Linked DNA regions of Homo sapiens: region 2 is linked to region 1. The links are chromatin contacts, found by Hi-C or POLR2A ChIA-PET in ENCODE. All regions are on one chromosome and are shown on one strand. The core of a region is the stretch at or near the end of the contact, and the rest is flanking DNA. Distances in the headings are between cores, read along the strand shown. Region 1 overlaps TPTEP2-CSNK1E (TPTEP2-CSNK1E readthrough). Region 2 overlaps LOC105373030 (a long non-coding RNA gene).

Region 1 (5,760 bases), core at 2,358-4,857:
CCCAGACCGGAGTGCAGTGGTGCAATCATGGCTCACTACAGCCTCAACCTCCTCCTGTATAGCTGGACTACAGGCGCACGTTACCACACCTGGCTAATTTTTTTTTTTTTGAGACGATGTTTTGCTCTGTCGCCCAGGCTGGAGTGCAGTGGTGCAATCTCGGCTCACTGCAAGCTCCACCTCCCAGGTTCACGCCATTCTCCTGCCTCAGCCTCCCGAGTAGCTGGGATTACGGGCGCCCGCCACCATGCCCGGCTAATTTTTTGTATTTTTAGTAGAGACGGGGTTTCCCCGTGTTAGCCAGGATGGTCTCGATCTCCTGACCTCGTGATCCGCCCACCTCGGCCTCCCAAAGTGCTAGGATTACAGGCGTGAGCCACTGTGCCCGGCCCACACCTGGCTAATTTTTAAAAAATTTTTGTTGAGACGGGGTCTCACTATGTTCCCCAGGCGGGTCTCAAGCTCCTAGCCTCAGGGGATCCTCCCACCATGGCCACCAAAGGGCTGGGATTATACATGTGAGCCACCATACCTGGCCAGGAAATAATTTTTAAAATTGCGGTAAAATACCTATCATATAAGATTTGTCATTTTAGCTGGTTTTAAGCGTAGGTTCTGTGGCACTAAGTTTTTTTTTTTGCGGGGGGGAACGGAGTTTCACTCTTGTTGCCTGGGCTGGAGGGCTGGAGTGCAATGTCGTGATCTTGGCTCACTGCAACCTCTGCTTCCTGGGTTCAAGCGATTCTCCTGCCTCAGCTGGTGTTGAACTCCTGACCTCAGGTGATCTGCCTGCCTTGGCCTCCTAAACTGCTGGAATTACAGGCGTAAGCCACCGCACCCGGCCAGCACTAAGTATTAATACATCCACACTGCTGTGCTCCTCCCCCTACTGCCCGCCCCATCTCCAGAGCTTACAGGGAACCACACAACCAGTTCCTTTCCTGAAAGCTCAGAGGACAGGCTGCCTCCTCCAAGGAGTGATCCTGACTTCCCAGGCAGAGAATTTCTGCAATAAGCATTAGGCCTCCCCTGTCCCCAGATCCCTGCCCAGAACCCAAACACGGGTGGAGCCTCCACAGGGCTTCCCACCCAGCCTCCTGCTTCCACAGAACAGGATTCACTCTGGCCAGAGGAGGAAATTCTTTGAACTTCTTTGAAGTCCATGATGGTGATGATGATGATGACGGTGACGGTGATGGTGATGAGAATAATGGTGATGGTGATGATGGAGAGGAGGAGGAATCTCTGGCTCTCCTGCTGATGTCTTTCTCTGACCAGTACAGTCTCTGGAAGGCAGGATCATGTGTTTTCCCACCCTCTGCCAAAGATGGGAGCAGCCTGGGCTGGAATGCAAGGTGGCAGGAGCATACCACAGCTCTGTCACTACGATGGCAACAGCCCCATCCCTGTCCCTCACAATGGCCCTGAGTGTGGCCCTGGTTGTCCCTGCCTGTGTCCTTCCTTGTCCCCCCAACCAGGGAGCTCCTGGAAGACTAGCCTGGGGTGCCCCCTTCACTGGCCCCCCAACATGGCCCCAGATCCAGTGGCTGTAGGGCCTTCCCAGTCTTGCCCTCACTTCCCAGCTGAGGAAGCTGTTCACACAGCCTTCCTGAGGCTGGGCCCCAGGCTGTCCCCAACATCAGCACTGGAACATGGGACCTGGGTGGGCTGAAGGGCCCTCGTTTCTTTTTTTGCTGTGAGTGGGAAGGGCTGGGGAAACTGAGGCACAGGTTAGTGTCTTCATTTGCCCAGGTCACCGTAGAAACCTACTCTCCTTGCTGCTCTCTGGACTCTGGGGCCACATAGGGAGGCGGCCTGCAGGGCCCCTGCCCAAGAGCCAGGTCAGACCGGAAGCTCAGTGCCGGGTGTAGGAGCTGAGCAGACCTGGGCTCAAATTCCAGTCTGCTCACTCCTCTGGTGGTCACAGCGCCTTCCTCACCTGTCAGTGGGGTGCATGATAGTGCAGCCTCTCACACTGGCTGGAGCGGCCAGTAAGGCAAACACCCCAGGTCGGGCCCAGGCTCGAGGCGGGGGCTCAGTGAATATCCCCTCTACCTTCTTTTCCTGCCCGGAGGTCTGAAGGGGGCAGCCCAATGGTATAGACGGGCCTGGAGAGAGGGTGGCTCAAGCCCTGGCCCCGCCTCTGGCCCTCTGTGACCTTCAGTATCTTCGTCGGCCTCTCGTGGCCACTGGGCTGTGTATGCAGGACAATATTCATTCTCAGGGTCTGCAAAGGCCACCCCCAGCCTTGTCCCTACCTCCTGAGGCGGGTGGAAGGGGCTGATGAAGGTCAGCCCAGAGATCTTGGAGTGAAAGGGGCAGAAGGCCCAGGGCTGGCTGCGGTGGACCCTCAGGAGGTGATGAAGCGAGGGTTGTCCCCCGAGTCCAGGGCCTCTGGAGCCTCTCCTTCCTGCTGTGTGCACGGGTCCATAAACAGAAGGGACCGCCAGTTCTGGTTCCATTAGACATCCAAAAAACAGGCTGGGCGCGGTGGCTCACACCTGTAATCCCAGCACTTTGGGAGGCTGAGGCAGGCAGATCATGAGGTCAGGAGTTCGAGACCAGCCTGGCCAACATGGCGAAACCCCATCTCTACTCAAAATACAAAAATTAGCCGGGCATGGTGGTGGGCACCTGTAGTCCCAGCCACTCGGGAGGCTGAGGCAGGAGAATCATTTGAACCCGGGAGGCAGAGGTTGCAGTGAGCCAAGATCGTGCCACTGCACTCCAGCCTGGGCAACAGAGAGACTCTGCCTTAAAAAAAAATCCAAAAAACGTGAGCGAAGGGGTTGCTAAGTCCTTAGACTTAGAGGGAGGCCCCCGGAGACCACTTGGGTGAGAGTCCCAGGCTCAGCTCTGCCCTGTCCTCCATTTGAGGGCTTGGGCAAGTCCCCATACCATTTGGGCCTCAGTTTCCCCATCTGGACATGAGGGTTTCCACTGGCCCAGAGTTGGGCTGGGAGTCAGGTGTGACCTCAGGGGACTCGTGGTGCTCTCCTGGCTCTTGGTCTCCACCTGGGCCTGGACTTTTCTGTGGGACCCATCAGGGACACTCAGCAAACACCCCTTTGCATTTGTTTTATTTATTTATTTATTTTTATTATTTTATTTTATTTTGAGACACAGTTTGCTCTTGTTGCCCAGGCTGGAGTGCAATGGCACAATCTCGGCTCACTGCAACCTCCATCTCCCAGGTTCAAACATTCTCCTGCCTCAGCCTCTCGAGTAGCTGGGATTGCAGGCATGTGCCACCACGCCTGGCTAATTTTGTATTTTTAGTAGAAACGGGGTTTCTCCATGTTGGTCAGGCTGGTCTCGAACTCCCGATCTCAGGTGATCCGCCCGCCTCGGCCTCCCAAAGTGCTGGGATTACAGGAATGAGCCACCGCGCCCGGCTGTTTGTTTTTATGTCTTCTTTTTTCTATTTGTTAATAAAGCTCGCTTGGGGTCAGATTGCTAGGACCAAAAAGGCCCTGGCAGACAGCCTAGTCCATTATATAGACAGAGAAACTGAGGCTCTTGGGGCGAGGCAACCCGCCAGTGCCCTCCGGTCCAGCCCAGGCTGGGACCCGGGAATTCGGGCGGCGCTCGCCTGCTGCCCCCGTGTGGCCGCCGCGGGCGCTGCAGGCGGGTCCTGGTCACGCGGGGCGGGGCTGCTTCTCATTGCCAAGCCCAGGGCGGACGTGGGGAGCACCCATAGGGAGAAGGCCTGCCCTGGCCACCTGAGACTGCGACTCCGAGAAGTGCCCTGAACGAGTTCACCTCCGAAGGGAAACCAGGGACGCTTCCAGGAGGCAGTGTCCTTGGAGCAGGTGGTCGGGAGTGCTCCGGGCGCCCCACCTGGAGGAGTCCAGCCCTGGGACCAATTCTGCGCTGGCCTGAGAACAGCGAGGGCCTCGGAACCCGGCGGAGGGGTTCCAGCGGCTTGGTTGCTGTGGACTCCAGCGAATGCCTTAACCTCTCTGAGCCTCCTTTTTCTCAGCAAGAAATTGGTGTACACACACACACGCGCGCGTGCATACACACACCCTTCACAGGCTGTTGTGAAGATTAAGTTGGTATTCAAAGCATCGGGCCCAGCCCCGGGTTCCAGGTGGGTTGTGTTCAGCCTCTCCCCTCTCCATCCCTCCCTTGCAGGAGTTTGGGCTGGAACTGCTCCTCCCAAAGGTGTCTCCAGGCCCTGTCAAGGCCCAGGGACAGAGCTGGTACTAGCCCTGACCACACAGTGGGAGAGCTTCCTGTGTTTTCCCCTTCCCTTTGATGGGGTCAGGAGGTCTCCATCGAGTGCTAGCCGTCTACACCACCTTATCAACCTCGTCAATGGAGAGGCAGAGGTTGGCTGTGGTCCTGTAATCCCAGCACTTCAGGAGGCCGAGGTGACAGATCACTAGAGCCCAGGAATTACAGACCAGCCTGGGCAACATGGTGAAAACCTCTTTACAAAAAATACAAAAATTAGCCCGGCATGATGGTGTGTGCCTGTGGTCCCAGCTACTTGGGAGGCTGAATTGGGAGGACTGCTTGAGCTCGGGGGTTTGAGGTTGCAGTGAGCCAAGATCGCACCACTGCACTCCAGCCTGGGCAAGAGTGAGACCCTGTCCCCCTAAAAAAAACAAATGAAACCAAAACAAAAGTCAGAGAGGCAGGTCCTGGGCCTTGGGCCCAGCACTGACCAGCAGGAGTACCTGGCTAGAATAGAAACTCCTTGTTTGACTTCATTCTATTTCTTTTCACTTTTACCTTCCATATGTGGCAAGTTGATACTGGTTTCCACTTATGTAGGGATAGGAAGTTTCCTTTTAAAATAAAATTGTTCCAGGCACAGTGGCTCGCGCCTGTAATCCCAGCACTTTGGGAGGCCAAGGCGGGCGGATCACTTGAGGTCAGGATTTCGAGACCAGCCTGGTCAACATAGTGAAACCCCATCTGTACTAAAAATACAAAAATGAGCTGGGCGTGGTGGCACACACATGTAATCCTAGCTATTTAGGAGGCTGAGGCATGAGAATCGCTTGAACCTGGGAGGCAGAGGTTGCAGTGAGCTGAGATCGCGCCGTTGCACTCCAACCTGGGTGACAGAGTGAGACTCAGTTTCAAAAATAAAATAATAAAATTGTTCAAGTAAAAAAAAAGCAAGCTGATTTAAAAACATGTTATTCTATAATTTTAATACAATAGTTTAGAGGTGGGCACTGGAGACAACAAAGGTGACAGTGGAGTGACAAGATCTGAAGCCAGCACTAGAAAGCCTCTACATCCCGCTAATCAGCAGGTGAGGCTGGGCCAGGAGCCTCTCATTCTTTTTTTTTTTTTTTTGAGACAGAGTCTCCCTCTGTCTCCCAGGCTGGAGTGCAGTGGCGCCATCTTGGCTCAGTGCAACCTCCGCCTCCTGGGTTCAAGTGATTCTCCTGCCTCAGCCTCCCGAGTAGCTGGGACTACAGGCGCGTGTCACCACACCCAGCTAATTTTTGTATTTTTGTATTTTTAGTAGAGACAGGGTTTCACCATGTTGGCCAGGATGGTCTTGATCTCTTGATCTCGTGATCTGCCCACGTCAGCCTCCGAAAGTGCTGGGATTACAGGCATGAGCCACTGCGCCCGGCCAGGAGCCTCTCATTCTATGGACTGAAGTCACATATTCAATCCAGCGGGGATATTCTGAGCCCCGCCATGTGCTGGTGCCTGTACCTGCTATATCTCCTCTTTGGTGGGGAGACAAGCCCCCAGCCCAGGCAGGGTCCCCACCAGGCTGGACATAGA
Region 2 (5,760 bases), core at 1,802-4,301, 60 kb after region 1:
GTTCCCAGACGGGGTCGCGGCCGGGCAGAGGCGCTCCTCACATCCCAGACGGGGCAGCGGGGCAGAGGAGCTCCTCACATCCCACACAATGGGCGGCCAGGCAGAGACGCTCCTCACTTCCCAGACGGGGTGGCGGCCGGGCAGAGGCTGCAATCTCGGCACTTTGGGAGGCCAAGGCAGGCGGCTGGGAGGTGGAGGTTGTAGCGAGCCGAGATCACGCCACTGCACTCCAGCCTGGGCAACATTGAGCACTGAGTGAGCGAGACTCCGTCTGCAATCCCGGCACCTCGGGAGGCCGAGGCAGGCAGATCACTCGCGGTCAGGAGCTGGAGACCAGCCCGGCCAACGCGGTGAAACCCCGTCTCCACCAAAAAATGCAAAAACCAGTCAGGTGTGGCAGCGCGTGCCTGCAATCCCAGGCACTCTGCAGGCTGAGGCAGGAGAATCAGGCAGGGAGGTTGCAGTGAGCCGAGATGGCGGCAGTACAGTCCAGCCTCGGCTTTCACAACTTTGGTGGCATCAGAGGGAGACCGGGGAGAAGGGGAGGGGGAGGGAGAGGGACCAGTTATTATTTTTTAAAATGTCTTCTCGGCCAAGCACGGTGGCTCAAGTCTGTAATCCCAGCACTTTGGGAGGCCGAGACAGGTGGATTGCTTGAGCCTTGGGAGTTTGAGACCAGCCTGGGCAACATAGCAAGACTCTGTCTCTACAAAAAAATACAAAAATTAACTGTGTGTGGTGGTGTGTGCCTGCAGTCCCAGCTACTCTGGAGGCTGAGGTGGGAGGATCATCTGAGCCCAGGGAGGTTGAGGCTGCAGTGAGCCGTGATTGGACAACTGCACTCTGGTCTGGGTGACAGAGTGAGACCCAGTCTCAAAAAAAAAAAAAAAAGTCTTCTCTCCCCTACTTACCTACTATGAGTATAGATGAGGCAATTTACTTGACAAATATTTAATGAGCACCCCACTATGTGCTGGGCCCCATGCCAGATCCTGAGAAATATAACGGTGAACAGGCCCGACATATTCCTGGAGCTTCAATCTGAGATTTGGTAGTTTGCAGAATCCTGAAGAGAGCTTATTAAAATGCAGGTCCCAGGACCCATCTCACACAGGATGTCAGGGGTGTGAGGTGGGGACCAGGAGTGGGCACCTTTTGCCAATTGAGTCTAGCCCTGTCCTACAATATGTAAGCCACAAAATGATCCACATCACATCAATTTAAATTTTCCAGCAATTACATTAAAAAGTAAAAAGAAGGCCGGGCATGGTGGCTCGGCTCACGCCTGTAATCCCAGCACTTTGGGAGGCTGAGGCAGGCAGATCACCTGAGGTCGGGAGTTCGAGACCAGCCTGACCAACATGGAGAAACCCTGTCTCTACTAAAAATACAAAAATTAGCTGGACGTGGTGGTGCATGCCTGTAATCCCAGCTACTCGGGAGGCTGAAGCAGGAGAATCACTTGAACCCGGGAGGCAGAAGTTGCAGTGAGCGCTATTGCACTCCAGCCTGGGCAATAAGAGAGAAACTCCGTCTCAAAAAAAAAAAAAAAAAAAAAGTAAAAAGAAGGCTAGACACGGAGGCTCATGCCTGTAATCCCAGCACTTCGGGAGGTCAAGGCAGGAGGATCGCTTGAGGCCAGGAGTTGGAGACTAGCCTGGCCAACATGGTGAAACTCGTCTCTACTAAAAATACAAAAAATTAGCCAGGCGTGGTGGTGGGTGCCTGTAATCCCAGCTACTCAGGAGGCTGAGGGAGGAGAATGGCTTGAACCTGGGAGGCCGAGGTTGCAGTGAGCAGAGATCGCGCCACTGCACTCCAGCCTGGGCTACAGAGAGACTTCATCTAAAACAAAAAACAAAAAACAAAAAACGATAATTTAAAGATAGTTTGCAATCTTTCTTTCTTTCTCTTTTTTTTTTTTTTTTTTTGAGGCAGTCTCGCTCTGTTGCCAGGCTGGAGTGCAATGGCGCGATCTTGGGTCACTGCAACCTCCGCCTCCCGGGTTCAAGCGATTCTCCTGCCTCAGGCTCCCAAGTAGCTGAGATTACAGGCGCCCGCCACTGCGCCCGGCTAATTTTTGTATTTTAGTAGAGACGGGGTTTCACTATGTTGGTCAGGCTGGTCTCGAACTCCTGACCTCAGGTGATCCGCCCACCTCAGCCTCCCAAAGTGCTGAGATTACAGGCGTGAGCCACCACGCCCGGCCTGCAATCTTTCTTACTACAAAGTCTTTGAAATCCGGTGTGTATCTTACATTCACAGCACACCTCAGTTACACCAGCCACATTTCAAGTGCGCAGTGTGACTCGGGGCTACTGTGTTGGACAGCGCAGCCCGGAGGCTGATCCGGGTAGCCCGGGGGCCACGCTGGGAGCAGCGCAGGGCTGGATCGTGTCTGTGAAACTCACTTTGCAGACTCCGGTGCTCCAAACAAAATGAGGGAACAAAGTCATACCCGGACTCCAATTCTGCCTCCCACTCCTGGCTGTCTGCCCCAAGGTCCTTCCGCCCCGTCCTGGCCACGTGACCTTGGGAGTCCCTTCGCCTCCAGAGCCTTGACCTGTACACCTGAGAAATGGGCGTGGTGACTCCTGCTGGCAGCAGCAGTGGTGCGCGTGGGGACACGCGTGCGGGGAGTCAGGCGCCCCCGGGTGCTCGCGGCAGGAAGGAGTGAAGCCTGCGGGCGGGTGTGGGGGCAAGAACTGAAGCCGGGGGAACCAGACGGGCTCCGGGTGCGGGGGCTCCGCTGGGGCCACGCCAGTCCGCCTGCAGCAGCCGGCAGCTCCGGAGGCGGCCACCGGGCGGCGCTGTGGAGCAGGGACCCCGGGGCCCGCAGGGGCCCGCGGAGGAGTGAGAATAATTAGTAACAGCCCCTGTCTGGGGTGCACTTCCCGGGGGAGGGGAGAATGAGGTCACTCTGGTCCTTCTGTGACAGGAGGGAAAACAGGCGAAGAAGCCCATCCCCCCAACCAACCCCCCCTAATTCAAGTCGGCCAACACTGCGGCCATGGGAGGATCCGGGTTTGGAGTCGGGGGCTCTGGGTGAGGTCCTGATTCTGACCTCTGAGGGACCTCGGGCTGCTCGGCCTGGTCTCCCACCTGTAGACGGGGACACCTGTGCCTCCCTGCAGATGCCGGCTGCAAAGGGGCGTTGCCAACTGTCTGGTGCCGAGCCAGAGTCAGTGCGTGCCTGGGATTGAGAGGCGAACTTTGAGAGATGAGGATAAAAATAACAGCTGCCGATGCTGAGCTAAATGCCTACTCTTCTTTATACTCTCTTAACAGCCGGTGAGGTTGGTATGACTGTTGCCCCCATCTGACAGATGGGGTAGCTGGGCCTCCAAGGTCTGGTGTGGCCTTACCTGGCCCAGCAGAGCGGGACCCTGATTCCAGGGTTCTGTGCTGCCTTGTGACCAGACCTTGGCTTAGACGGGTTCGGATGAACCTTCTCCTGCACACACCCCCACCCATGGCTTTTTCCTCCCTCCCCTCCTGGGCTCTCAGACCCTCTGGCCTTCCCTCCCCTCCCCAAAGGCTGCCAGGGCCCACAGCCAGGACCCCCAGTCTCCCCATTAAGATCAGAAGCCTCTCCATGCCCACAGCTCAGGCCTAGCCAGTGAGAGTGGTCCTCTGGCCGTAATAGTGGTTTCAAGACAGGCATGGGACTCAAGCCTGGCCAGTGTGGCTGGATGTTGGGACTCTGGCACCTAGAGCAGTTGGGAAACCTGCCTGGAGGCCTAGGGGCTGGGAGCCTGGAGCCCGGAGGCCTTGGGAGATTTGCTTGAGTCTTGTCTTCACCTTCTATTTTGTATTTTTCTAGAGAGACAGGGTCTCACTATGTTGTCCAGGTTGGTGGGCAGTGGCTATTCACGGGGCAATCAGACTCGAACTCCTGGCTCAAGCCATCCTTCCACCTCAGCCTCCTGAGTAGCTGGGACTACAGGTGTGCACCACTGCGCCCCACTTGGCTTCCCCTTTAATGGAGGAGCTGCTGACTATGGTCTTGTGCTCTGGAATGCAGCCAAAGCACCTCCAGCTTTCCACCTGCCCGCAACCCCAGTTCTGTGCCCACAGTCTGCCTCCCACCCTCCCGTCCATCTGCACCCCGTCCCCACATTGACTCACCAAATCTAGAGTCTGATCATTGGAGGGTCCCTCGCAACCCCTTGCCTCCTCCAGAAAGAAAGGCTTGGCTCCACTCTCTTTTTTATTTTTTGAGATGGAGTCTCGCTCTGTCTCCCAGGCTGGAGTGCAGTGGCGCGATCTCAGCTCACTGCAGGCTCTGCCTCCCAGGTTCACACCATTCTCCTGCCTCAACCTCCCGAGTAGCTGGGACTATAGGCACCCGCCACCACGCCCGGCTAATTTTTTGTATTTTTAGTAGAGACAACGTTTCACCATGTTAGACAGGATGGTCTCGATCTCCTGACCTTGTGATCTGCCTCCCAAAGTGCTGGGATTACAAACCTGAACCACCATGCCCGGCCTGCCTTTGTTTTTTATCTGTAAAATGTGGCAAAGGGCTGAAAGCCCCCTAGCTCCTCTGGAAGCCAGAAACACCCTGCCCGATGATGGCAGCCCCCTTTTTAATTTAATTTATTTATTTTGAGATGGTGTCTCATTCTGTCGCCCAGGCTGGAGTGCAATGGAGTAATCTCAGCTCACTGCAACCTCTGCCTCTTGGATTCAAGTGATTCTTGTGCCTCAGCCTTCTGAGTAGCTGGGATTACAGGTGCCCGCCACCACGCCCAGCTAAGTTTTGTATTTTTAGTAGAGACAGTGTTTGAGGCCAGGCTGGTCTCAAACACCTGACCTTAGGTGATCCGCTTGCCTTAGCCTCCCAAAGTGCTATGGGATTACAGGTGTAAGCCACCATGCCCGGCCCAGCCCCCTCTTTTATAAGGGGACTTTGTATATGCTGTCCCTCTGCTTGGACGTCCTTCCTTAGTGTCCCTAGAGGGGGTAAGAGCATGACTGGACGCAGGCAATCTGCAATCCAGTCCCAGCTGGAGACAACAAAGGGCGCTCTGGGCTGGGGGCACTGCAGGTGCGAGGCCTCTGGAGCGGGAAGGCATAGGTAGCTCGGGGGGAAGGTTCTGTGGGGTTGGACGAATATATTTTATGGCTCAAGTTCTAATTCAGCAGCCCTGTCTCCCTCCTGCCCCTGGGAGAACTTCTGCTTTCCCTGGAATGGGGCTGTGGAAGGACAGACTGGTCCGTGGGTCCGGGTGACCTAATTTGAATAATGCGAACGGGAATGCTGAGATTCTGATATGCACGATGGTCTTGGGGCCTATGGGTCGGGGGGAATGAAGACCCTGGATTGGAATTGGAATTGGAACCCAACCAGGAGGAACAGGCAGCCCAGGGGTTTGGTGGAGGGTTTTGGGTGACAGGGACGTTACCAGGAGGCAGGAGAGGCCCAAGCACACCACTTGGCAGTGCCTGGCAGAGCAGGGCAGGGCGCGGGAGGGCGGGTGACAGTGGCTGGTACAGGTTTCAGCAGTGAACACCTCCCGCTGCACTCTGGGCCTCCCCATGGAGGAGCTGGAAGCTAAAATAGGACTCTATTTTGGGGGCCTGAGGCGAACTGGAGTCACTTCCCTGCCAGAAGTGAGAAGTTGCTTCAGCCTCTACCAGGGCAGGCCCTCCCCTATGCCGGAGTGGCAGGGGGTGGGCCTTATGGGTGCGGCCTGAGGCAGAGGGTGCGGGCCAAGGAGTGGGAGAGGACCGTGGCTGCTGAGGGGCTGAGGGGCT

What was found. Hi-C counts contacts between places; a loop is a spot of excess contacts on that map. ChIA-PET counts read pairs that join two places held with the same protein, here RNA polymerase II (POLR2A). Pooled maps may share reads with other maps.
Region 2: a loop to region 1 is called in a pooled map, with 2.8 times the contacts of the local background. The contact joins two enhancer-like sites. A Hi-C loop is called at or near these places in 1 of 168 maps with a recorded cell type or tissue (CD4-positive, alpha-beta T cell) and 2 of 50 pooled maps. POLR2A ChIA-PET finds 5 or more read pairs at or near these places in 5 of 52 experiments (H1, HCT116, PC-9 and 2 more).

Annotation. Positions count from the first base shown.
Region 1 is chr22:38,349,714-38,355,473 of GRCh38, forward strand. All of the region lies in intron 4 of TPTEP2-CSNK1E (TPTEP2-CSNK1E readthrough), which reads right to left. It also overlaps the pseudogene TPTEP2. Among named protein-coding and RNA genes, the nearest start is that of CSNK1E, 35 kb to the left of the region's middle. RefSeq lists a silencer at 3,489-3,728. Within about 2 kb of position 3,608, at least 3 of the 41 ENCODE cell types and tissues checked have a DNase peak (open chromatin) inside an H3K27ac peak, as active enhancers do.
Region 2 is chr22:38,410,165-38,415,924 of GRCh38, forward strand. LOC105373030 (a long non-coding RNA gene) reads right to left here. Exons shown (of 5, transcript XR_938254.4): 5 at 192-234. Among named protein-coding and RNA genes, the nearest start is that of TPTEP2-CSNK1E, 14 kb to the left of the region's middle. RefSeq lists a silencer at 2,693-2,892. Within about 2 kb of position 3,052, at least 3 of the 41 ENCODE cell types and tissues checked have a DNase peak (open chromatin) inside an H3K27ac peak, as active enhancers do.